Regions from separate parts of the Homo sapiens genome. Here all the other regions are linked to region 1. Evidence: chromatin loops called from intact Hi-C (ENCODE). Cell type or tissue: psoas muscle. All regions are shown on one strand.

Region 1 (8,000 bases):
CCTCAGAATTGTAAACTTCATAGTTAACAAAGGCCATTCACTACATTGTCTCATTTCATCCTCATAATGAGGACAATAATATAGTAAAAAGGATAAATTAAGACTGAGTAGTTAACAGACTTACTCAAAGTCACAATGTTAGTAAGTGCTGGAGCCAAGCCTCAAAACCAGGCGGTCTGGTCCAGCATACTTACACTTTACCATACCTCCACACAAGGCCCCATAGGATGATATGATAGCAAAATCACCAAACTGGATAGTCTGGGTCACAGTGGCTATTACTTTTATTATAATACTTTAACATTTTCTAACCAAAGCTTTTAAAAAGAGAAAAAAGAAAAAAAAAAAGCTAGTCAGGATGTCACACAATTACCTTAATCCTGTGAGGACCAATAAATTGCCCATAAGCATTCTCATAGACGACTTTTTTCTCCCGCAGAGCTACTCGGTAGCCCCAATTCAAAGAGCCAATGTGATTCTGTACAGCTTCTATCATTCTGTCCCAATCATGCTTAACTGTATAAGAAAATAAAACAAAATCTTGTTTGGCTTTTCAACTGCTGGCAAAGATCATTTCTCAATAACCACTCAAGTGAAATACAGGGAGCAGAGCTCTAAAAGGCAATCTGAAAGGGCAAATCCTCCATTTTGAGCACATATGCCACTTTTTCATCTTCAAGTATTCTCTTATAAGACTAATACAATTAAATAATACAAGACAGATCCCCTGACAATTTTAAACTAAAATAACAATACACAAACTTTTTCCTTCTTTATCTAGAAACGAACTTGAATTTTACTGATTTCTGGGATATATTAAGGCTTAGGATTCTGTGTTTGTAAGAAAATCCAAGAGATTCTGATGTAGCCGAGTATGGAGTTACTACACTAGTAACAGTGTTTATGTCAGGGGCTGGCAAACTGCACCATGGGCCAATCCAGCCCATCAGCTTTTTGTAAATAAAGCTTTATTAAAATACAGCCATGCTTATTTATTTCGATATTTTCTAGTGCTACTTTCACACTACATAAGCAGAGTTAAGTAGCTACTAGAGACCCTATGCCCCAAGAATCCTAAAATATTTACCATATGGCCTTTTACGGAAAAAATTCACTGACTATTCATTTAGACAGGATTTTAAGAGTCTTATCACATTTCCTCCAAACTCCCATATCTTATCAAAGAGAAAACTTTTTTATTCTTTTTGATTCTGTCATAATTAAATTAATCCTTTAAGTCAGGACACTAAAGTAATATTAAATTTCAAAGGATAAAAATCAACCCTTTGGTTGCCCAGACTGCCCAGACTGGAATGCAGTGGCTCAATCTGGGCTCACTGCAACCTCCGTACCCCTCAACCCAGGGTTCAAGCTATTCTCGTGCCTCAGCCTCAAGAGTAGCTGGGACTACAAGTGTGGGCCATCATGCCCAGCTAATTGTTTATATTTTTAGTAGAGACGCAGTTTTGCCATGTTGGCCAGGCTGGTCTCAAACTCCCGACCTCAAGTGCTCTGCCGACTTCAGCCTCCCAAAGTGCTGGGATTACAGGCATGAGTCATTGCACCCAGCCTCAATAATCTCTTCTTTAGAGACAGGGTCTCACTCTGTTGCCCAGGCTGGAGTGCAGTGGTGCAATCAATCACAGCTCACTGCAGCCTTGAACTCCTGGGCTCAAATTATCCCCCTGCTTCAGCCTCCTGAGAAGCTGGGACTATAGGAGAGGGCTTCCAGGCCCGACTAATTATTCTTTGTAGAGACAGGCTCTTGCTTTGTTGTCCAAGGTAGTCTCGAACTTCTGGTCTCAAACTGATCCTTTCCCCTTGGCCTCCTAAACTGTTGGGATTACAGGCATGATCCTGGCTGGCTATACAGTAAGTTTTGAAAATAGGCTTATAACACTTACTGGCCAGCCTCTGGAAGTGGGAATGACAGCACAAAAAATTGATTTATAGCCTCTAAGAGAACAGATAGATCATGGATATTGAATTCATATGATCATAATGTTAGAATTAGAGCAAACCTTAAGAAATTGGTTCAACTGAAAAAAAAAAAAAAAAAAAAAGTAACTGCAGATGCCACTGCGGTTATGGTTCTAGAGGACCAGGTAGCTTGTGGGTAGGGAAGGCTGCAGGAAGCTTGGACTAACCTCCCTGCCTGGCCTCTGTCTACCACCACTACAAAAGGCTCAGGACTTGCTGTTTCTCTGCTAGGAGTGGAATAGAATAGTATATAGCTCACCCACATGTGCTAATCATCTAAGCTGCAGTAATTATCAATGTTTTACAAAATTTCCTCCTATATCCCTCTCTCTCTTAAGGGTCTGAGCAAACAATGTGACCCCAACATTATAAAACTTTAAAAGTTAGTGATTTTCTAAGATTCCAGACTTGGAAAAGGTACTATTATTTTAAGTAGGAAGTAAAAGCATCAACAAGAGAAGCATAACTAGTTTGAGTGAGAGCAAAATTTTTCCAAGTATACATTTATGCCTTATCTTTACATTTAATAAACAATTAAAACCCCAAAAAAGCCACAAAATGTTTATCCTGGCTACTGGCTGGAATATTTTCCCTCAAATGCTCCATAATGCATAGGTCTCAAACCTCAAATCACATAGGGGTTGGAGTTTCACTCTTCACAACAGAGTGACATATGTCATAAATTAGCCAGGAAGCTATGCCAGATCTCATTTTATTCTTCTACTAAATAATGCAATCTACTTTCTAAAATTAACAATTCCACCAGGCACGGTGGCTCACACCTGTAATCCCAGCACTTTGGGAGGCTGAGGCAGGTGGATCATGAGGTCAGGAGATCGAGACCATCCTGGCTAACATGGTAAAACCCCACCTCTACTAAAAATGCAAAAAATTAGCCAGGCGTGGTGGCAGGCGCCCGTAATCCCAGCTACTCGGGAGGCTGAGGCAGGAGAATGGTGTGAACCCGGGAGGCGGAGCTTGCAGTGAGCTGAGATCGTGCCACTGCACTCCAGCCTGGGCGACAGAGTGAGACTCCGTCTCAAATAAATAAATAAATAAAAATAAAATTAACAATTCCAATCTCTTAAACTCATCTAGGGTTTCTAGGGTACTCTAAATAGTTTTAATCCAACAAAGCCTAACCACCCCCTCCTGAACAAACAACCCCCACCCCCCACAAACATCAGCTCATGAAACAGACTTCTTTGGAGGGAGAAAAATGCAACATGAAAGAAAGCAAATGCAATTAGTACTTCCTTACAAATTATAAACATTGTATGATTTCTCACAAATACTACATGACAATATATTCAAAAGAACTCTAATTTTATATTACAGAAATACCATAGTCCAAATGCAGTATCTGTTGTTACCATAACAACTATGTAAATACTTGACAAAGGATAACTCCAGTGATTATATCCATCAAAAATGTAAACAATAAAAACAACTAGGCTATTTGCTATCTTCATGAAAATGGACGACGCATCACAAAAATTGCAGCTCAAACCCCCAAAAGCACAAACAGAAGAGTAGCTTTTCCCTCTCATACCTGTCTCCTCGACTTTCCATCCATAATTTCGAGAGTCTTGCAGGGCTTGTCCTAACAAAGCTGCTTGATGCATCAGTTTTTTAGGTATGCAACCCACATTCACACATGTTCCTCCGAGACCTACAACAACATTGAGAAATCAGTTTATAACCTGCTTTCCAAGCCTTACAAACATTCAAAGAACAAAGTCAACAATTATTACAACTCTAAGAAATATTGTATTATATTTGCTTAATGTGGTCAGTAATAAAGTTTATTCCTAACTCTTACAACATCCATAAGTTCAGAGACCCTTACATACCAAACACGGTAACATCATCCTAAAACAAAACAAAAAGAGGGGCAGATTTCCACAATTTCCGTATACTTCAAAGATACAAAATTAACTGACTGCTGATAAAGATGCCAGAAATTGAAATCTTACTATGTACACAACCCTATACAGACGACCCGACTTACGATTTTTCTCTTTATGTTGATACCCATACACCCATACTGTGTTTCACTTTCAGTTCAGTATTCAGTAAATTATATGAGATATTCAACACTTTATTATAAAATAGGCTTTGTGTTAGATGATTTTGCCCAACTGTAGGTTAATGTAAGTTTTCGGAGCATGTTTAAGGTAGACCAGGCTAAGCTATGATGTTCGGGAGGTTAGGTGTATTAAATGCATTTTTGACTTGTTTTCAACTTACAAAGGATTTTATCAGGATGTAGTCCCCCATTGTAATTCAAGCAGCATCTGCACTTGCCATTGAATCTATGCAGAGGTAACTGATAAAGGGGTTGCTATGCTGGGGATGATTAGAGTGCAGTGGGTCTTAAACTGCATATAAAATTTGGTGTATATTGGCTGGGCGTGGTGGCTCACGCCTGTAATCCCAGCACTTTGGGAGGCCGAGGCGGGTGGATCATTTGAGGTCAGGAGTTCGAGACCAGCCTGGCCAAAACGGTGAAACCCTGTCTCTACTAAAAGCACAGAAAATTAGCTGGGCATGGTGGTACGTGTCTGTAATCCCAGCTACTAAGGAGGCTGAGGCAGGAGAACTGCTTGTACCCAGGAGGTGGAGGTTGCAGTGAGCCGAGATAGCGCCACTGCACTCCAGCCCGGGCGACAGAGCGAGACTCCATCTCAAAAAAAAAAAAAAAAAAAAAGAAAAAAATTTTGGTGTATATGTGCATTTTTTTAAGGAGGTGGCCTACAGCATTCACTTGGTTTTTTAAAGGATGCATGACTTCCCTTGCTCCCTAAAAATAGGTTTAGTATCCCTAAGCTTAAAGAATATGGTGACAGCTTGTTTCCATTAGAACAAAACACAGGCAGGTGACCAAAATGACATAAGAGTGAAAGATGGCAACAGACTTCACAGCTCAAAGTAAGTCCTCTGAGTAGAATACTACCAGTTGTCACTCTGGAGTATATGCTCCACAGGTCAGAAGGGATATACCTAGTACCAAGAGCAGTGTCTGACACAGATTGACACATTAAATATCTGCTGAATGGATGAATCAGAAATTGTGACATCGCCTTATCTGGACTTCCTGCTTCTTGGTTCCTTCTAATGCAAGCAGCCAAGTAATCTTTAAAAAATCTTATATTATCACATGGCTCCCCTGCCTTAGAGTCTTCAAAGGCTCATTTATATGCTCTGATTAGTCCAATTTAGTCCAAATTATATGCTTTGATTAGTCCAAATTCCTCATCTTGGCCTACAAAGCCCTCAATAGTGACACCTGCCTTCCTCTCTGGTCTCATCTCACACTACCACCTCCAGCTCCCATTATCCATGCCACAACCATGAAGGACTTTTACCTACCTCAGGGCCTTTGTATGTGCTATCCTCAAAGAAAGAGAAGCTGCCTGGAAGGTTCTGCCTCACCTTTTGACAGCTGGCTCATTCTCATTCTTTGGCCTCTTCTAAATGTCACCTCTTCAGATGTCTTCCTTGATAATCTTCTCGAAGTTAAATTCTCCTTTATCCACTTCCTCTCTATGCCACTATATTAATTTTTTCAATACCGCTTACCACAACTCCTAAAGTTCTTAGGTATCTTTTGTCTCCCCACTTAGAATATAAGCTTCACAAGGGCATGAACTTTGAATATGCCGAGTTCACTGCTATATCGTCATTGCCTTGGTTCATAATAAATGTTCAGTAAATATTATGAACATATAATTCATCAAGACTCAGAAGCAGCAAGGGCTATACAGTAGGGTATCTGATTCCAACTCTTGTTGAATGTAGGAGGTAGATTTAAAACAAATCCACATATGAAAAGTTTAAATTTTCAGTTATTAAGCCCCTATATATGCTAGATTACTCAAATATTTACCTTTAAATCATAGCTTGTAGACAGGGTTCTTACTTCTTGACTCTGTGCCAAAGAACCTAAATTTTTAGCATTTAACCTGATCCATTTTAACTTGGCTCAAATAAAAGATATATATGTTTTGGGGCTGTTTTTTCTTTAACTTAGTTTTTGATTTTTTTAATTAGGCTTTAGGAACCAGTTAGATTATTGCCAGGGGAAAACTACTTCGGCAACATCACTTCTAGAGTATCTTAAAAGCTTACCCCATCTAGTTCCAAGAGGGGTGGGAGTGACAAAGTCCAGGACCATCACCTTCTTGCCATATTGGGCTGCCTCCTGGAAAATAAAATTATTAAAGTGAGTTGGAAAGGTTAACATGACAGATTGGAAATGGGCTGTTAAAAATCCATGATTTTTTTTTAAGCTATAGAGCTTAAAGCATAACGAATAATTAATACCTGGGTACTTCACACACCATGATGATTAGTTAAACTCCAGGATAAAAATTAACAGATATTCAGATAGTTCTGAGAGTAGATTTTAAAATTATGCAGAATAGAGTAGTAAAATTGTTAGAATCAGCTGGAAACCTTAGACTTCTCTCACATAATTCCACTCAAACAATAACAGATTCAGCAATAACCTGAAAAAAGAAAGTGGCCATTTCCAAGCAAGTTGCCAAGTAGCTGAAAAAGCAGGTTTACTGATAGTCTACAGCCCTTAATGCAACCTGTATCCTATAAGGTGATATTTTAAAAATCATTTTAAAGTTTAATCTAATTTGGTTTCTAAGGCAGAATACTGAAGAAGTTTTTCTTCTGTATTACAAGATTTCCTAAAATTTTCACATGAGGCGCTCATGAAAAAGTTGACAACATCTATGATATTTCCAAATATATTTTTAGGGAGGGAAACAAGAGTTAGAAGTTTGTTTTGCAGAATATCTTTTATCATTCTCAGAGAATAAGCTTTGAATATTGGCAACTAGACCTCCAAAGGTTATTTGAAAGGACTGAGTCTACACGTCTTTCAAACACACCACCACTGGAGTAAAATACATCAGGTATTATTCCTCAATTACTTTCAGTAAAGCATTGCTTCATGCTACATACTGGTCTGCAGTATTTGGGCAGCTTCTACCCATTACTGATTCAGCACAAGCTATACCTTAGGGAATTATAACCACTTCATCTTTTAAAGGAACCTGTTGGGTAAGGATGACAGGCCCAAGGGGTCCTCACATGGGAAATTTATCTTGATTCAGAACCAGGAGCCTCACTCCTAACCTTCTTTATTTATACATCCTCTTCCCAATCACCCTCAGACCACAGAGTTAGTGGTTATTAGATAACCTCACATATACAAAAAGCAAATCATTTTTAATAAATGGGTTTAAGAAACCCAATTGCTCCCCATCTTTTTTTATATTGGAGAGAAGGGGTTATGAACAGGGAAATCATTCAAGTGAAAAAGACAAATATTAACTAAGAAATATTAACTAAGAAATATATTTGCTTAATTTCAGACCATTTCCACACAATACCCATATATATGTGTGTATATATACATATATATACACATATATATATATATTTTTTAAAGACAGAGTTTTGCTCCTGTTGACCAGGCTGGAGTGCAATGGTGCGATCTCAGCTCACTGCAAACTCGGCCTCCAAGGTTCAAGCCATTCTCCTGCCTCAGCCTCCCAAGTAACTGGGATTACAGGTGCCCACCACCACGCCTGGCTAATTTTTGTATTTTTAGTAGAGATGGAGTTTCACCACATTGGCCAGGCTGGTCTTGAACTCCTGACCTCAGGTGATCCGCCCACCTCGGACTCCCAAAGTGCTGGGATTACAGGCGTGAGTCACCACACCAGGCACAACACCCTTATTATCTCTGAAAAATCAATTAAACTTAAAGTGAACGGAAACGTGTTCCAAAATACTGGGCCCTATACTTTAATATAAGGAATGTATATTTTAATCTGGAAAAATGATTTATAAAGTGGTCCCTTACGATGTCCATGTCCTGCCCAAGTTAATGTGCAAAATGTCACAGGAGTGGATCAAATAAATTCCACAGAGAGAGGAGAGAACCCTGTCAGGGATGTTAATATTCTAATCACCACCCAGACAACAGACAACAGACA
Region 2 (8,000 bases), 810 kb before region 1:
ACTTTAATCAGAGGACATGGCAGTACTAAAAATGACATGATCTTCCTTCCCCCAATGTATAGTAGTGATCCAACTTCCCTTTGATAGTCAAAATCAACAGAAAGTAGGTAAGTATCCCCATTACATCTTTAGCCATATCACAAACAAAAATCTGTCACCAGCATGGGGCTAGTGGCAGAGTCCTGTGTCATTTCACTCAAAAGCTTTATCCAAGTTAACGTGATTTTAGCCATGTACTCAAGAAAGAATGTGCAATAAATTAATTGTTGAAGCTGGGTGATGGGAACGTAGGGGCTCTTTATACTATTTTCTCTACTTTACGTATATTTGAAAATTTACACAATAAGAGATAAAAAATAAGGACGTATACAAAAAATAAGGATGTAAAAAAAAGAAGAAACAAAGAGTTAAAAGTGTGCCTTTGGAGAGCAAGACTGAAATACAGGAAGGAACTGGGAAGAATTATCTTTCCCTTTAAGCTTTAGCACTTTTTGATGTTTTATATACATGCATATACTATTTTCATAAAAATAAAAAGAAGGGGGAAAAAGGAAGCACATCAAGAAAAACTCAACCTCTCCCAAAATCACCATGGACACAGAATGTTTTTAATGTCATCAAATGATATCTACTGCAACAAAATCTGAGACTTCATTTGGACAAAAAATATTTAACACAGATGATAAAAACTATGTATGTACGCATTTGTATCCATAAAGTATAATCTGTCTACATCTTAAATTGACTTTAAGTGTAAAATATTCTTTACAAAAAACTTCTAGAAAACAAATCTCCTGGAGATTGCCTGACCCTTACTTATCAAGTACATTTAATCTTATAATTCAAATGGTACTATACATTAAGTGTTAGTATAATCTTTGAAAATAAAGGATATCTAAATATTTTCATTATACTTGTTTATAAAACCTACTTGGTAAGTGATTGAGCTTTCTGTTGTAGAAAAGTATCCCTGTGTATTTTAATGGCTTGAAGACTTTTTCTGTCTAGCAGTTTGGCAGCTGCTGGTATTTTCTGGATCAGAAAATTATCAGGAAACCAAATAATATTAGCAGTTAGAGTGATGGCTGGTACCTGAAACAGAAAAGGGAAAAGGGGAAAATTCATTAAATGCAGGCTAAACAACAAGCTGTTTAAAAGTTCTATAATACACATGGAAGACAACTGATTTCAAGAAAAAATAACCACAAAAAATACTTATTAATATATTATGAGACAAATATCTTTCACTGTGGCAGAGTTAAGGCATTTCTACATCTGGTGTTGAGCATGACAATTTTATTCACCTGAATATTAAATAACACACACACAAAACACCCTTTCATGGACTGTCAGATAAAAAAATGCAACAATAGAAACTTGAATCTTCATGTCTTTTAGTTTCATTCTATTTAAGTACATAAGTTTTTTAAAAAATTGGCTGGGTTATCATAGTTACTATCACTTGATGTTACACACAAACTAATCTTTCAATTTTGAAATCAGATACCACATTATGAAAATAGCAAAGACATAGAAAGAAATATATTTTAAATTTCTTCATCTTCAGTAATGAAAATCAGTGGCAAAGAAAAGGAAAAGAAAAAAGTAGTATTAGTAGCACTAAGAGAAGTTGTACAGGAACAAATCTGAACACCATCTACCAATATGTAGTAATATGATGTAGAAATACGACGTATTTTCATTCACTAAGTTACTTATTTCTGGAATACTTGAATTTTACAAGTGAATACTTTTAAATTATTTTTGTAAACAGGAATAAAATGCATTTTAAAATATTTAGTTTTATCTGCAATCTTTTTAATCTGCTCAAATTGAAAAATAAGTTTCAAGTTCTTACCTTCTTACAAATGTCCAATAAAGACTTATAAAACTTTTTATCAATAGTTCGAAAAATCTGAAAGTGCAATACAAAGAGTCCACAAATTCCAACATACTTGTCTCTCTGGTCAATTTCAGAAGGTTCTCCTTACAAATCAATAACATAAGAGAAAGCAGAACAAATATACTTCAATTATGCTTTTAAGGAAATGCAAATTTTATAAACAAAAACCAAAAAATGCGATTTACATTACCAAGTTTGGCTTCTACATTTGCAAAAATTGACCGAATACTATGTGCAAATTCCTCAGCAAAAGTACTATTTTTTGACACAGATACTCCTCCATTGAGAGAATCAAATTGTTGTTCTATACAGGCCTAGACAGGAAACATTGAAAGAGAAATTCAGACTCTCAATAATAAACGATTAAACATTTAAATATCATACACTAAATACAGTGTATGATAAATTTCTATATTCATCATTTAAATTTTACTAAAACTAAAGCTCAGGTTCTTAATCTAATCTAATATTTAGATCTTTGTGAATGAAAAATATATATGTATTTATATATTTGGGTACTAGTTATGTGAAAGTAATAAAATTGAACCCAAATCTATAATCCTGTATAAAGAGATACACACGATGTTCAGAGATGTATAAAAGATAAAGCATATTTTTTATTTTACTTTGCACTTTTAAGAGTAGAATTTATGTTTTCTGCTTACAATTACTTTCCTAGCACTTTATTATAGCATGTATAGAAATGTCTCCTGGAAAAAGAATCAATAACAAAAAAATTATCTTCTTAACCTAATGAACTAACATTTAAATTGATATATAGTTGACGCTTAAACATAAAGTTAGGGACACTGACCCTCGTGCAGTCAAAAATCTTCATATAACTTTTGTCTACCCAAAAACTTAACTAGTAATAGCACACTGTTGACCAAAAGCCTTATGGATAACATAAGTCAATTAACACATAAATAGATTAGTATCTACATATATTTTATGCATTCATGACATACCTAACTTTTCCTCAAGTTTTTTTAATATTTCTAGGCTATGCCATTTGTCTGCAAGTTTTTTTCAAAAGTGTTGCTAATGTTCAAAAAATTTTCTAATACATTTATTGAAAAACAATCTGTATATAAGTGGACCCGTGCACACTTCAAAAGCATGTTATTCAAAGGGTCAACTGTAAACAAGAGTTGAGATCAATCGGTTAAAAACTGTGATCATGTAAAACATAAACTAAAGGTAACCTTGAAGTATATTATAAATGGAATATAATGCAATTTCGAGTGGAACCTGCTTAAAGCAGCGCTCTCCAACAGAACTTTCTGTGATGATGGAAATATTCTGTATCTGTGCTGTCTGATATAACTAGTCATTAACTATATGTGGCTATTAAGGACTTGAAATGTGGCTAGCGTGAGTAAAAAAGTGAATTTTGTATTTCATTTTAATTTATTTACATTTAAATAGCCACATGTAGTTAGAAGCTACCATACTAGACTGTGCAAACCCAAATTACATTCCCTGGGCCTAGGAAGAATTAAACAGACTTGTTAAGGGTTGTCTTAAAAACCTTAACCTGGCCGGGCATGGTGGCTCATGCCTGTAATCCCAGGACTTTGGGAGGCTGAGGTGGGCAGATCACGAGGTCAGGAGTTCGAGACCAGCCTGGCCAACATGGTGAAACCTCGTCTCTACTAAAAATACAAAAATTAGCTGAGTGCAGTGGTGGACGCCTGTAATCCCAGCTACTCGGGAGGCTGAGGCAGGAGAATCATTTGAACCCAGGAGGCGGAGGTTGCAGTGAGCAAAGATTACGCCACTGCACTCCAGCCTGGGTGACAGGGCAAGACTCCATCTCAAAAACAAAAACAAAACCAAAAAAAACCTAAACCTAGAGGTTAACAGCAAACACAATACAGGCACACCTCACAGAAACCATAGGTTCAGTTCCCAACCAGCACAAAAACATGAGTGACACCAATTTCCAAGGTGGGCAGATCACCTGAGGTCGGGAGTTCAAGACCAGCCTGACCAACATGGAGAAACCCCATCTCTACTAAAAATACAAAATTAGCTGGGCATGGTAGTAGATGCCTTTAATCCCAGCTACTCGGGAGGCTGAGGCAGGAGAATTGCTTGAACCCGTGAGGCAGAGGTTGTGGTGAGCCGAGATAGCTCCACTGCACTCCAGCCTGGGCAACAAGAGTGAAAGTCCGTCTCGAAAAAAAAAAAAAAAAAGTTATATTTACACTATACTATAGTATATTAAGTATGCAATAGCATTATGTCTAAAAAAAAGTATATTAATTAAAAAACACTTTATTGCTAAAAATGCTAACATTTGAGCCTTCAGTGAGCTATCATCTTTTTGCTGGCCAAGGGTCTTGCCTCAATGTTGATATGCTGTCATCAGGCTTTGTTGTTCCACTTACAGAGAACAGGCAGAGTAGAGTAATATAATTTTTAAGGGCCCTAAGATTTTCAGAATGGCAAATGGGCACTGGCTTTCTTTGAAGCCAGGAATTGACTTTTCCTCTATGAAAGATGTAGGTGGCATCTTCCAATAGAAGGCTGTTACATCTACACTGAAAAATCTGTTGCTAAGTGTGGCCACCTCTATCAGTGATTTTAGCCAGATCTTCTGGATAACTTACTGGCTTCTACATGAGCACTTGCTGCTTTTGCACTTTAATGTTATGGAGACAGCTTCCTTCCTTAAACCTCATAAACCAACCTGTGCTAGGTTCAAATTTTTCTTCTACAGCTTCCCCACCTCTCTTAGCCTTCAGAGAATTAAAGAGAGTTACAGCCTTGCTCTGGATTAGGCTTTGGCTTAAACTAATGTTGCGGTTGGTTTGATTTTCAATTCAGTCCAACAAAACTTTCTCCATATGAGCAGTAATGCTGTTTCACTTTCTTATCATCTGTGTGTTCACAGCATTTTAATTTCCTTCAAAATTTTTCCTTTGCATTCACACGTTGGCTAGCTAGTCACAGCAAGAGGCCTAACTTTCAGCCTATCTCTGCTTTCCCCACCCCCCTAAAAGATGGAGTCTCCCTCGTCGCCCAAGCTGGAGTGCAATGGCGTGATCCTGACTCACTGCAACCTCTGCCTCCCAGGTTCAAGCGATTCTCCTGCCTCAGCTTCCCGAGTAGCTGGGATTACAAGCGCTTGCCCTAACACCTTACTAATTTTTGCATTTTTAGTAGAGAGAAGGTTTCACCATCTTGGCCAGGCTGGTCTTGAACTCCTGACCTCACGTGATCTGCGTGCCTGGCCTCCCAAAGTGCTGGGATTACAGGCATGAGCCACCGCGCCCGGCCCTATCTCTACTTTTGATATGACTTCCTAGCTAAGCTTAACCATGTCTAGCTTTTGATTAAGAGACATGAAACTCTTCTTTTCGTTTGAACACTTAGAGGCCACTGTAGGGCTATTAATTGGCCTAATTTCAATATGGTTGTGTCTCAGAGAATAAAAAGGCTTGAAGAGAGGGAGAAAGGACAAGAGCTAGCCAGTTGATAAAGCAGTCAGAACACACACAACATTTATCGATTAAGTTCATCATCTTACAGGGGCACTATTTGTAGCACCCCAGAACAATTACAATAGTAACATCAGAAACCACTGATCACCATAACAGCTATAATAATAATGAAAAAGTTTAAAATATTGCAAGAATTACCAAAATGTGACACAGAGACAAAGTGAACACATGCTGTTGGAAAAATGACGATGAAAGACTTGCTTGATGCAGGATTGCCACAAACCTTTAATTTGTAGAAAATGCAATTACCTGGGAAATGCAATAAAGCGAAATGCAATAAAACAAGATATGCCTATACCTAACTACTAAGATTAGATGTTAATCCTCAAATATTTTTATCCATTTACATAATTTTTCTAAAACTCTTGCTCCAAATACAACTAATATACTATTCATTTTGTTGGCTACTAGATACAGAAATATTTTAGTACTGTAACAATAATTTTAAGCCAAAGCACTTTTTAAAGAAAATTATATTCAACAGTATATTATAAAAGTGTCCTACTATAATTCTGAGCTTTGTCGTCTAATATGAGCCCCACTGTTACAGTCTGATACAGACCTACTTACCTGGAATATCATTCCATCCAGTAATTGCCCTTCTAGCTTCAGCAAGAACTTTTCAAATGGCTTTAATTTTTCTTCCTGAATTCCAAATTTTGAAGGATTGTGATGGACAGATTTCAGTAACCTTGAGGAAAATTAAGAGAAACATCTTAAATCTACCTAATAAATTCTTAAATTAAAAATTAAAAATTTTCCTGGAAGTCAAAATTTTATATTTATATTTCTTGTTTGGCTCTACACATTTGAAAATTTGAACACAACAATCCTAATAGATTTTCTTACGCTTTTTAATATCATCTTCAATCAAAATGCCTCATAATCTGTACATACCAGACATTTAATAAGTACTCAGAACATGAATAAAATAAACCATGGTCTAAAAAAAATTCAGGGTATACAATAAAATAAAACCAAGCTCAGGAAAGAAAAACTGTCGGGCTGGGCATGGTGGCTCACACCTGTAATCCCAGCACTTTGGGAGGCCAAGGCGGGCGGATCATGAGGTCAAGAGATGGAGACCATCCTGGCCAACATGGTGAAACGCCGTCTCTACTAAAAATACAAAAGTTAGCTGGGCATGGTGGCACACGCCTGTAGTCCCAGCTACTTGGGAGGCTGAGGTAGGAGAATCACTTGAACCCAGGAGGCAGAAGTTGCAGTGAGCCGAGATCACGCCACTGCACTCCAGCCTGGCAACACAGTGAGACTCTGTCTCAACAAAGAAAAAGAAGAAAAAACTGTCACCTGAATAGAACCCAAGGAAAACAATAAATCTGAGTCCTAAGCTAGGCAAATTAACTTTCTACTACTATAAGAATTAGGATGCTTTATACAGATGTATTATACTCGTCCCAACAAACTCATGTGAAATTAAAGAATGGTTACTGTAGTCATAAAAATATTTGATATGAGCTCCTTCTAAATATCAATCCCCAGGTCTTTTAGAAAATCTGTATTATTTATATCTGTTTACTTTTTACTAACACAAATACATTAACCAAAGTAAGAAACATTTTAAAATATTTTAATTGGTGTACCTTTTGTACATAGTCCAGTGGTCTTTCAGTGTGATATGATTATCAATAATTTCATCCAGGGTGAGCAAAACTGTTAGCAGTTCTCCCAAGTGCTCATACATAGTCTGTCAAAAAACCTTTAATGATTATCATTTAGTCACTAGTTAGAAGTTAAGCCTCATGTAGACGTTTAAAGTAAAATCATTTGGGCTGATTACTGAATTAGTAAAAGTAGTGGGTAAATCAATTTATTCAGCTACAGGTTGGATCCTCAGAAAGGACTATTTGTCTTTTAGTCTTAAATAGAGAATACTTTTCTCTTTTTAAGATGAACAAAATTTCATCCTTAGTTGCAATACTGCAGATTTATTTCACTGTCCAAAGACATCATTTAGAGAATCTGCATTACGGCACTACTGGGAAAAACTAAGTTACACTGATAATGGTCAATAATGACTCATCAACTTCACAGATGAAAGAGAACAAATGCAAACACACACAAACACACACACACACACACGCCTCTTTAAGAGTGTTCCTATGACTGTCATACTCTCCAACCATACAAACTCCAAAGTAAAATATAGTAATAATTACAGTTTTACAGGTCAAGCTAAATGTCTTTTACCTGAAAATGAACTCCAGTTGTCTCTATAATTTTGGGTGCAATCCTATAATAAAATAACAACCAAGTTAAAAAAAACTTCCTTTTTGTCATAGTTTATTCTTATTTCAAATACATACAGGAGCAGATGATCTTGGAATTTTAATATTTATCTTTATTAAGGCTCTAGTTATTTAAAATTTAAGAGCGTCAAGTCCACTTTCCCAAGAAGAGAACTACTTTGTGCATACTATTAGGATGGTGCAAAAGTAACTGTGATACAAAAACAGCAATAATTCTTGCACCAACCTAATAGTATTCTTGCCTATATCCCACTCATGGGTAGGGCTATGATGATAGGTGACCTATGAATAACCTTACCCATTGAAACCCAAATGATT
Region 3 (8,000 bases), 830 kb before region 1:
CACATCTGTTACATGAATATTTGATAGATGATAGAAGTCAAGGAAGAGTTTACTCTCAAAAGTTCAGTTTTATTTATCCTCAAAGGTACAAACATGATCATTACATGGATGACTCTTCATTTGGAATTTAAAATTGTATGTTTCATTTCTATATTGATAACCCCACTATAATGGAGCTCCAATCATATCACTCATTGGCTCAAAATCTTCAATGCTTTTCCACTGTATACTTAAATGATCCCAACTTAACTTTCCATTTTCTCCCAATTCCCTACTCCAAATGTGTTTAATAATACTGTACTACTTAAGCATTCAGTCTTCTCCCCTAAAGGAGAAATTAACTGTGCTCTGAAAACCAGGTAAATTCAAAGACTTCTCTTTTTCCACAGACAGAAAAATAGCATACGAGTTCAAATAATTCCTTCAAGTGAATGCCCATTTCGTTTTTGTTTGTTTTTTTTTTTTTGAGATGGAGTTTCGCTCTTGCTGCCCAAGCTGGAGTGCAATGGCGCAATCTCAGCTCACTGCAACCTCTGCCTCCCAGGTTCAAGCGATTCTCCTGCCTCAGCCTCCCAAGCAGCTGGGATTACAGGCGCCCGCCACCACGCCTGGCTAATTTTGTATTTTTAGTAGAGATGGGGTTTCTCCATGTTGGTCAGGCTGGTCTTGAACTCCCAACCTCAGGTGATCCTCCTGCTTCAGCCTCCCAAAGTGCTGGGATTACAAGCGTGAGCCACCACGCCAAGCGGTGAATGCCCATTTCTAAGAAGATTCAATATATTTTTAGTAAGTTCCTATTTATATGGACATCAAATAATTAGCAAACCCTGCCCCAAAAAGGGCATAAATAACATTAAGTAAATTACTATCTATTGTTGACTTTCAAAAGTAAACTTTCAGGGATCACAGATCAACACAGATAAACATATATATATGTGTGCACACACATATATTAATGTGCTGATGTCCTCAAATATCTAGCACTATTTATAATGATGGCTCTGAGATGGTAATCTACCCTAAAGTGTCTTTTGTATCACAGCTCCCATCACATCCAACACAATTTTAGGACCAGACATTTTAATTACTAACCAGAAAAAAAATGGAAATTCATGTAAAATATAAACTAGTAGTGTATGTTTACCGCAATATTCTATGAGAAAACCACGTTCCAAGCTATTAAACGGGTCTATTACCCACTCAACCCCCAAAGAAAAGTTCTTACAGTTGTATTCATAATTCCCGTGCCATGTGTTCGAATTGAATTAGCAATATGCCGAATATTAATAGTATTCAAATGCTTGTTATTGCTTGTTCGTTCAATAAAAATCTGCAATGAAACAAATTTATGCTCAGTAACAACGCAACCCATAGCAAACACTGGTCAAACAGGTATCCAAAGAAAATTTTAGAATCTATTTCATTAAAGACAATTTAATTGAAAATGCAATCAAGACAGTACAGGTGAGTATCCTTAATCCGAAAATCTGAAATCCAAAATGTTCCAATGAGCGTTTCCTTTGAGCGTCATGTTGGTGGTCAGAAGTTTACGATTCTGGAGCATTTCAGATTTTGGATTTTCAGATTAGGGATCCTCAAGTGGTATATGATACGAATATTCCAAAATCCAAAAAAAAATCTGAAATCCAAAACACTTCTTGTCCTAAACATTTCGAATAAAAGATACACAACTGGTATAATCAAGGCAAAAAAATAAACAAGGCCTCGAAAACAATTATTTTTTGTTTCATTTAATTTTCACCCATAAAAATCAATTCCTTGCCCCTCAGCCTTCCAACTATCTCCACCTACATTAAAAAAAAAAAATTTATAAACCCTACTCACCTGATTGTTGAGATTATAGAGGTATCGGGACACAAATATATGAATGTTTCTCATAATTTCTAAAACATCAAGGCCCTACAACATAATACACATACAAGTTTTATTATAATTCATTAAAATAATCAGTTAAACTTGTATCAGCATAATGACTTATTGATTATACTGTTTCCTAATAATTTTTAAGTTATTTTAAAGAACTATATAAAAGGTACGATCAAACGTTAAAAGACAAATCAAGACTATCTCCTTAGGGAAACCTGGCTGCTTATTACTTTATCTTTTGTGCAGACAGGAACAGTTAAGTTTAAATATTAAAAGATCCATGACCCACAGTCATCTCCCCACCAGCCTTGAGAATATTTGTCTCTTCAACAATCTTCTCTACATTTTTTCTACAAAGTAAACTAGTAGCCAGATTCTAAAAGGTAGTCAGAATGTGCTGTGACATTCATAAAATACATACTATTTTTCAGGTACTTTGCAAGGTTCCTTATATGTAATTCTAAAATATGAGGTATCATTCTTCTAAATTCCACAGGTGACAAAAAAGAAGCTAAGGAAGTTGTTCTCTGAGGCAAAATAGCTAGGCAGCAGCAGGGCCTTGGGACTTTAGAAAGTCTAATTCCAAACTGTTATGCTTCTTTTGATCACACCAGACCCCTTTTAAATAGTACAAGTTTTCTATTAAGAATCCTTCATTCTTTAAATAGATATTACTCTAACACCCAATGGTATCATATAAACTGTTCCATAGTTTTTTCTAATTAGAGCTCAAAGGAGCATCACAATACCTTTTTAAGTTTTTATTATAACTTTTATCATATTCTAATCTAAAAATTTGTTTACACATTTTTTCTCCCAGAGGATATTACATGAGCTGGGACTATTTATATTTATCTTTGTATTCCTAAACATAGTTCAGTGCCTAGCATGTTCTCAATAAATATCAGATATATAAATGAATAAATGAAAGGATATACAAAATAAATGAAAGGATATACAAACTGATCCTAGAAATAATCCCTACATGCAGCAAGATAAAGGGAAAACTAGAATCCTCAAATTTTAGAACTGAATAAATGTTTTTTGGTAAATATTATCTGGATCATCTTAAAGAGAACTCCACGCAAATTATCTGATAACATAAATTATTACATTCATGAGACAATGCCATACTGTACATTAACTAATTGAATTAGCAAAGCTAAATGTTTTCCTATACTCCTCATTTTAAGAACAAAAAACACATTTGTAATCATGTAAATTTAACCATTTTTCCTAAGATACTAAATTTTATATACTATAACCAGGCTTAAAATCCTTAAATGTGACTTTGAACTTCTTAAAATTCTACAGAAGTCACTTCACTATTCTAGTGTTTCTGAAAAGCTGTATATAAATATAAATATATATGTATATCTCGAATGCTCAACAGAAGGCTGAATATAAGCAGGACCCCGGTGGTAAATTCCTTTATAAAGCAATTTAGCAGCACCTAATTTTTTACTGTTGTCAAGTATAAGATTTTATATGGCAAATAATTTCTTAAAAAATAAGCACATACTAACTAAAGCAAAAAGAAAAAAGACTTCCTTAAAAAGTACTGTTACAGCCAACAGTCACAGTATGCTAAAAAAAACATTTTATACTATACCTGTTCCAAAGTCTGACTGGGAAGATGTGCCTCTGTCATAACCAGTCCATAACGCTGAGTAGCTAAGTTTCTCATCTCACTATAAGTGGCCCAGTCATGAAGGGCTACAGTTGTTAGATTGTAGAAAGTCTTGTCTAGGTAGTGAGTTACGTAAGCTACCAAAAAAAAAAAATTCAACTTGTGAAACAGTAGAAAAGGAAAAGAAATGAAACCTAAAAGGAAAAAACAACAACTTGTCCTTGAACATCAGATTTGTTCCTTTAAAATAAGGTATTAATAAAAATGAGAAAAGAAACAAAATGTAATTAAAGAATAACAACACAAAATTTAAATATACCCTCAAAGTTTTGTTTAACAGTAGGGTAAAAAAAAAAAAAAAAGAGAATATGACTCTAAGAAGGAAAGCAAAACACTCACCCCGAATGTCAATGAAACGATTGAAAAACCGAATTGGATTCAGAGAGAAAAAAAGAGCCAGGTCTTTCATGCCAACTTTGAAAGGGTTTCGGTCATCCAGCTTTAAATGAGTATGCACAGAAAGTCGCAGATCTTTCTCTATTTCTTTGCATAATTTGTCCAGCAAATGCTATTCACAAAAGATTTGATACTTTAATTTTTCAAAATGATATTGCAATTGTATTGTTTCCCTACATGTCTATGCTCCATTTTAAACCAATAGTTTTTTGGTCAGAAGCAGTTACATAAATTCTAAGTCTTTATTTTCACCAATACCTTAAGGTTAATACTCTTGAAAAGAAAATCTAAAACTAATGATTGATGGTACCATCATAAGGAACATGAATATGCAACTTAAAGCATAAAATTTATGGAAACCAGCAACAAAGGAGGAAAGGGCATGAGAACAGGCAAGAGAGAAAAGAAAAAAGCTTCCTTGTAATAACTGTTAAAAAAAAAATCACAAAATTCATTGTGCTAAAGGTAATAAAATTAATCATCTTTTCTGGTCTACCAAGGAGTTCTAAATTACTATCCAGGCATGTATTTTATTTCCTAAATAAGAATACGTAATACAAGAAATTATAAAAAGTTTTTCACAATTTCATCAAACCCAGGTAGGATTATATTGTGAAATTTCCTCATTTTTAATTCCTCCCTCCAAATAAAAATATCACTAAATGGAAATTTAATTTTAAAGATATCAGTGTTTATAATACATATTTCCTTAACAAAAGGAGGGGCATACATATTGGATTCAAATTACTTTTGTTACACACTAAATCTTTTAAATATATAATTTCCTTCTCTCAGGAGCTCTGCAAATAAAATTCAGTAAAATATTAATGGTTAAGTTGCTTTAACTGGACCATTAGCAGCTTTCAACATTCAAAACCATTTCACATTTGCATTCTTCTAATAAACAACTTTAAATTAAAATATCTATTTACAAAAGTAAATTTAAAATCTCCTAATTCCTAGTGTGATTTCTAAATAAATGAATTACAGACCAATTAGCACAACAGTGATATTGTAACTAAAAATAGTTCTTTGTTCTACCCAGCAATTTATAAATAATTTTAACTCAGTGAGTCTGCTTCAATCGAACATTTTTTTTCCAAACACTACATTCCAAACATGTTTTAAGCTTTTCAATCTCAAATATGATGTTACCTCATTTAAAATTTCCATAATTTCCTTGTCATAGCAATCCAGAAGTATCTCATAGGACTCTAAATGCCTTGCATGCATCATAGCAGGTACACAGTCGCGCAAAGCACTGAACATGTACTAAGAAGAAAATTAAAATGTACATGAATTTAGAAAAACCAGGTCTCTAATCTAAACAATACTGCAAAAGTTAATTATCTTGAAAGACAAAACCTCGATCTGAAGGAAAAATGATTTTCCACAACTGTCTTAACTTTCCTAAAGAAAAAGAACCTAAAGCATATACTTTAACTAAATATACCCAAAAAAAATCACATTCGCTAGTCCTTTCCTATCTTGTGCATTTAAACACACTTATTTCCATAAAGAAAAATATGAATATTTCTTAAAAATATTTTTTCTTTTGCATTGTAATTTGCTGATGAGTAAATGTCAGATTACTATGACATAAACTAAAATTAAGTGAAATGAAAATGATTAGGAACATGAAGGAAGAAATTAAATAAATTAACTTCGTTAACAGTAACATAAAATTTAACTACAGACTATAAACACTTTATGAATATGCAGTTTACAAAACAGTCAATTTTAAAAGTTTATTAAATCAAATGATCTATTTTAAACTAAAACGGTTTACACAGTGACTTTTAAAATGATAGAATTATTCTTTATATTGTTCTTTACTTACATGTAATCTGGCTGCATCAACAGCATTTTCATATACATCATCTAAATAAATTGGGAAGACAGCTCGATGCCAGTATAAAAAACAACAGTCACATTGTGTTTGGACTCTACAATGTAAAGTAGTAATCAGTCACACCAAAACTGAAGAATCCCAAAACAATATGAAAGGAATGACATCTACTACAGAAGGAAGAGTTCCATCTTACACAGTTCGCATTCCCTACATCACTTAACCCAACATAGTATAGAAAAGTCACAAAAGAAATACTATCAAAATGAAACAAAGGTAACAAACACTCCAATGCCTGACATTGTCAGAATTCTGCACATATGCTTTTGTAAACCATACTTGAAAAATGATATGCATAATATTCAAATATCAGAGTTTAAAATAAACATTTATTGACCATTTTTGGTTTTGGTAAATAAAAACAAACTCATTTTCAATATTATTTGCTATGACTAGACTTAAATACTTGCATCACATGCTCCATTTTCCCTGACTCTAAGTTGGAAAGAAAAATCTTTTAAAAAAAAAAAATTGTGACCCCCCCCGCCCCAAAAAAAAACCCACACTTAACATGTCTACAATCTTTGCCAAGTGACTATTTCACACCTTAAAGGGCAACAGAATGATCATTAACTATCTTATAATGAAAAAGGCTCAATATTTCTTCCAAGAGTGGAAAATTAAATGCCAATAACAAGAAAAATGTCAGCTTCTCCAGAACAACAAAAAAGTAAGTTATAAATATGAATACTAAATGGAAATTGTGCTGTAACCTTAATTCAGCTGGAAACCAAAATTCAAATTTCCCTTCAAGAAATTTACGCTTACTCAACAAAAAGAAAACAAGAAAGCCAGAAGGAGCTACAAAAATAAGCCTTCCAAAAACTAATTCAACAATGTTAATTCAAATTCGTGTCTTAAAATAAAATCATAGAACACTACGTATCATGGATTGCTAAGTCTCACACAAATAGAGGAAGCCCTGTTATAATACAGCAATTTAAGTCCAATAAAGATACCCAACATAATAATCACGATATGCATCAAAGTCGGCCAGATGCTCTGAGGTTGCACTGCTTTTTCTCATGTGAGTTTTTCTAGGGGCTACATGCTTCCTGTAGAAGCAAAGCTAAATAAATATGATCCCTAGTCACAATCTCATTTTGGTCATGCTAAAGAAGTTACAGAAAGGAACTAATGCTCGATCTGAATTTTATTTCTTCTCTTGCTATGCTAAAAAGAAAATCAATGTTTCTATTAACCCTGTCTTTGGAGTACCACAGCATATCCCAGTCCTACTTACCGTTCTCTAAGTTCACTAATAAGATCCAGTTTTTTCATGACTACTTGAAGTGGAAAGAGTTCTTCATCTTTAAATGTTTTCTATCAGGGACAGGAAAAAAAGGCAGAGAAGTTGCAGTCAAAGGTTTCTAGGGTCAGTAACAAGGGAACTGTGAAATCTCAGATCTCATTTCTGTTCCATAAGTAATAGCAATACACTTACCATTTGTGTGCCAACACTTAGTGCCAAAGAAACAATAAGTCGCCGTTGCTTTGTGCTTGGTCCATTTAGAGTGTTTTCAGCCAAAACTAGAGCAGAGAGCACATCAAGACGCTGTTCGCTGTATTTTTTGTCAGAAATCACTCTTTTCTTAAAAATAAAACAGGAAAACTATTTGTTTCTGAGGCAGTAACAAAAGACTCAGAAGAAAAACTTCTTGATTATCTTTTCCATGATTCAATTTAAGAGAGCATACACAAATACTTTCCCCATTTAAGCTTCTGACATTTATACTTTACTTCTGTAATATGATCCCTTAGTACTGTCAGAAACAGCAAATGTATTAGGCATACTTTAAAATTTCCATGTTAATTTACTAAGAAATCATTTTTTAAATGATGCATCAATTTCAAAAGTGCAATGTCTTTTTAGAAGTGTATTAATGTATTACATGCTGCAATTTCACAGTAAAGATAATGCCAATAACTTGAAGTAAAAATTGTAAAATACTATGGAGATAAATAACCGAGCATATTATGTTTGAAGGAATGGAATAAACAGGTTAAACCAGAAAACACATATAAAACAATGAAAGAACAAACAAAAAAGATAACATACTTATGCTAAATACATAATAAGCTGCATACCTTGGCCACAGAAATAGAATGAAGAGCCTG

Evidence for each region. A loop is a pair of places that touch in the nucleus more often than their neighbours do. Peaks named below come from ENCODE experiments on the same cell type or tissue, not always from the same donor. Only the 100,000 strongest peaks of a DNase experiment are listed, where the experiment ranks them.
Region 2: it touches region 1 in a loop (2.9-fold over the local background); 4 of 110 quality-filtered maps call a loop at or near these places.
Region 3: it touches region 1 in a loop (3-fold over the local background); 3 of 110 quality-filtered maps call a loop at or near these places.

The regions. Positions count from the first base shown.
Region 1 is chr12:104,311,429-104,319,428 of GRCh38, reverse strand. It overlaps TXNRD1 (thioredoxin reductase 1), which reads right to left. Exons shown (of 17, transcript NM_001093771.3): 6 at 6,112-6,184; 7 at 3,533-3,652; 8 at 374-516. Among named protein-coding and RNA genes, the nearest start is that of EID3, 12 kb to the right of the region's middle. In psoas muscle, no CTCF peak of the experiment used is centred here; no DNase peak of the experiment used is centred here; H3K27ac peaks cover 781 bases.
Region 2 is chr12:105,120,221-105,128,220 of GRCh38, reverse strand. It overlaps WASHC4 (WASH complex subunit 4), which reads right to left. Exons shown (of 33, transcript NM_015275.3): 8 at 7,624-7,666; 9 at 7,017-7,120; 10 at 5,983-6,103; 11 at 2,094-2,217; 12 at 1,859-1,986; 13 at 932-1,092. Among named protein-coding and RNA genes, the nearest start is that of WASHC4, 16 kb to the right of the region's middle. In psoas muscle, no CTCF peak of the experiment used is centred here; no DNase peak of the experiment used is centred here.
Region 3 is chr12:105,140,372-105,148,371 of GRCh38, reverse strand. WASHC4 (WASH complex subunit 4) reads right to left here. Exons shown (of 33, transcript NM_015275.3): 16 at 7,971-8,000; 17 at 7,327-7,473; 18 at 7,126-7,205; 19 at 5,814-5,919; 20 at 5,129-5,245; 21 at 3,917-4,085; 22 at 3,500-3,654; 23 at 1,846-1,920; 24 at 1,226-1,330. Among named protein-coding and RNA genes, the nearest start is that of WASHC4, 37 kb to the right of the region's middle. In psoas muscle, no CTCF peak of the experiment used is centred here; no DNase peak of the experiment used is centred here.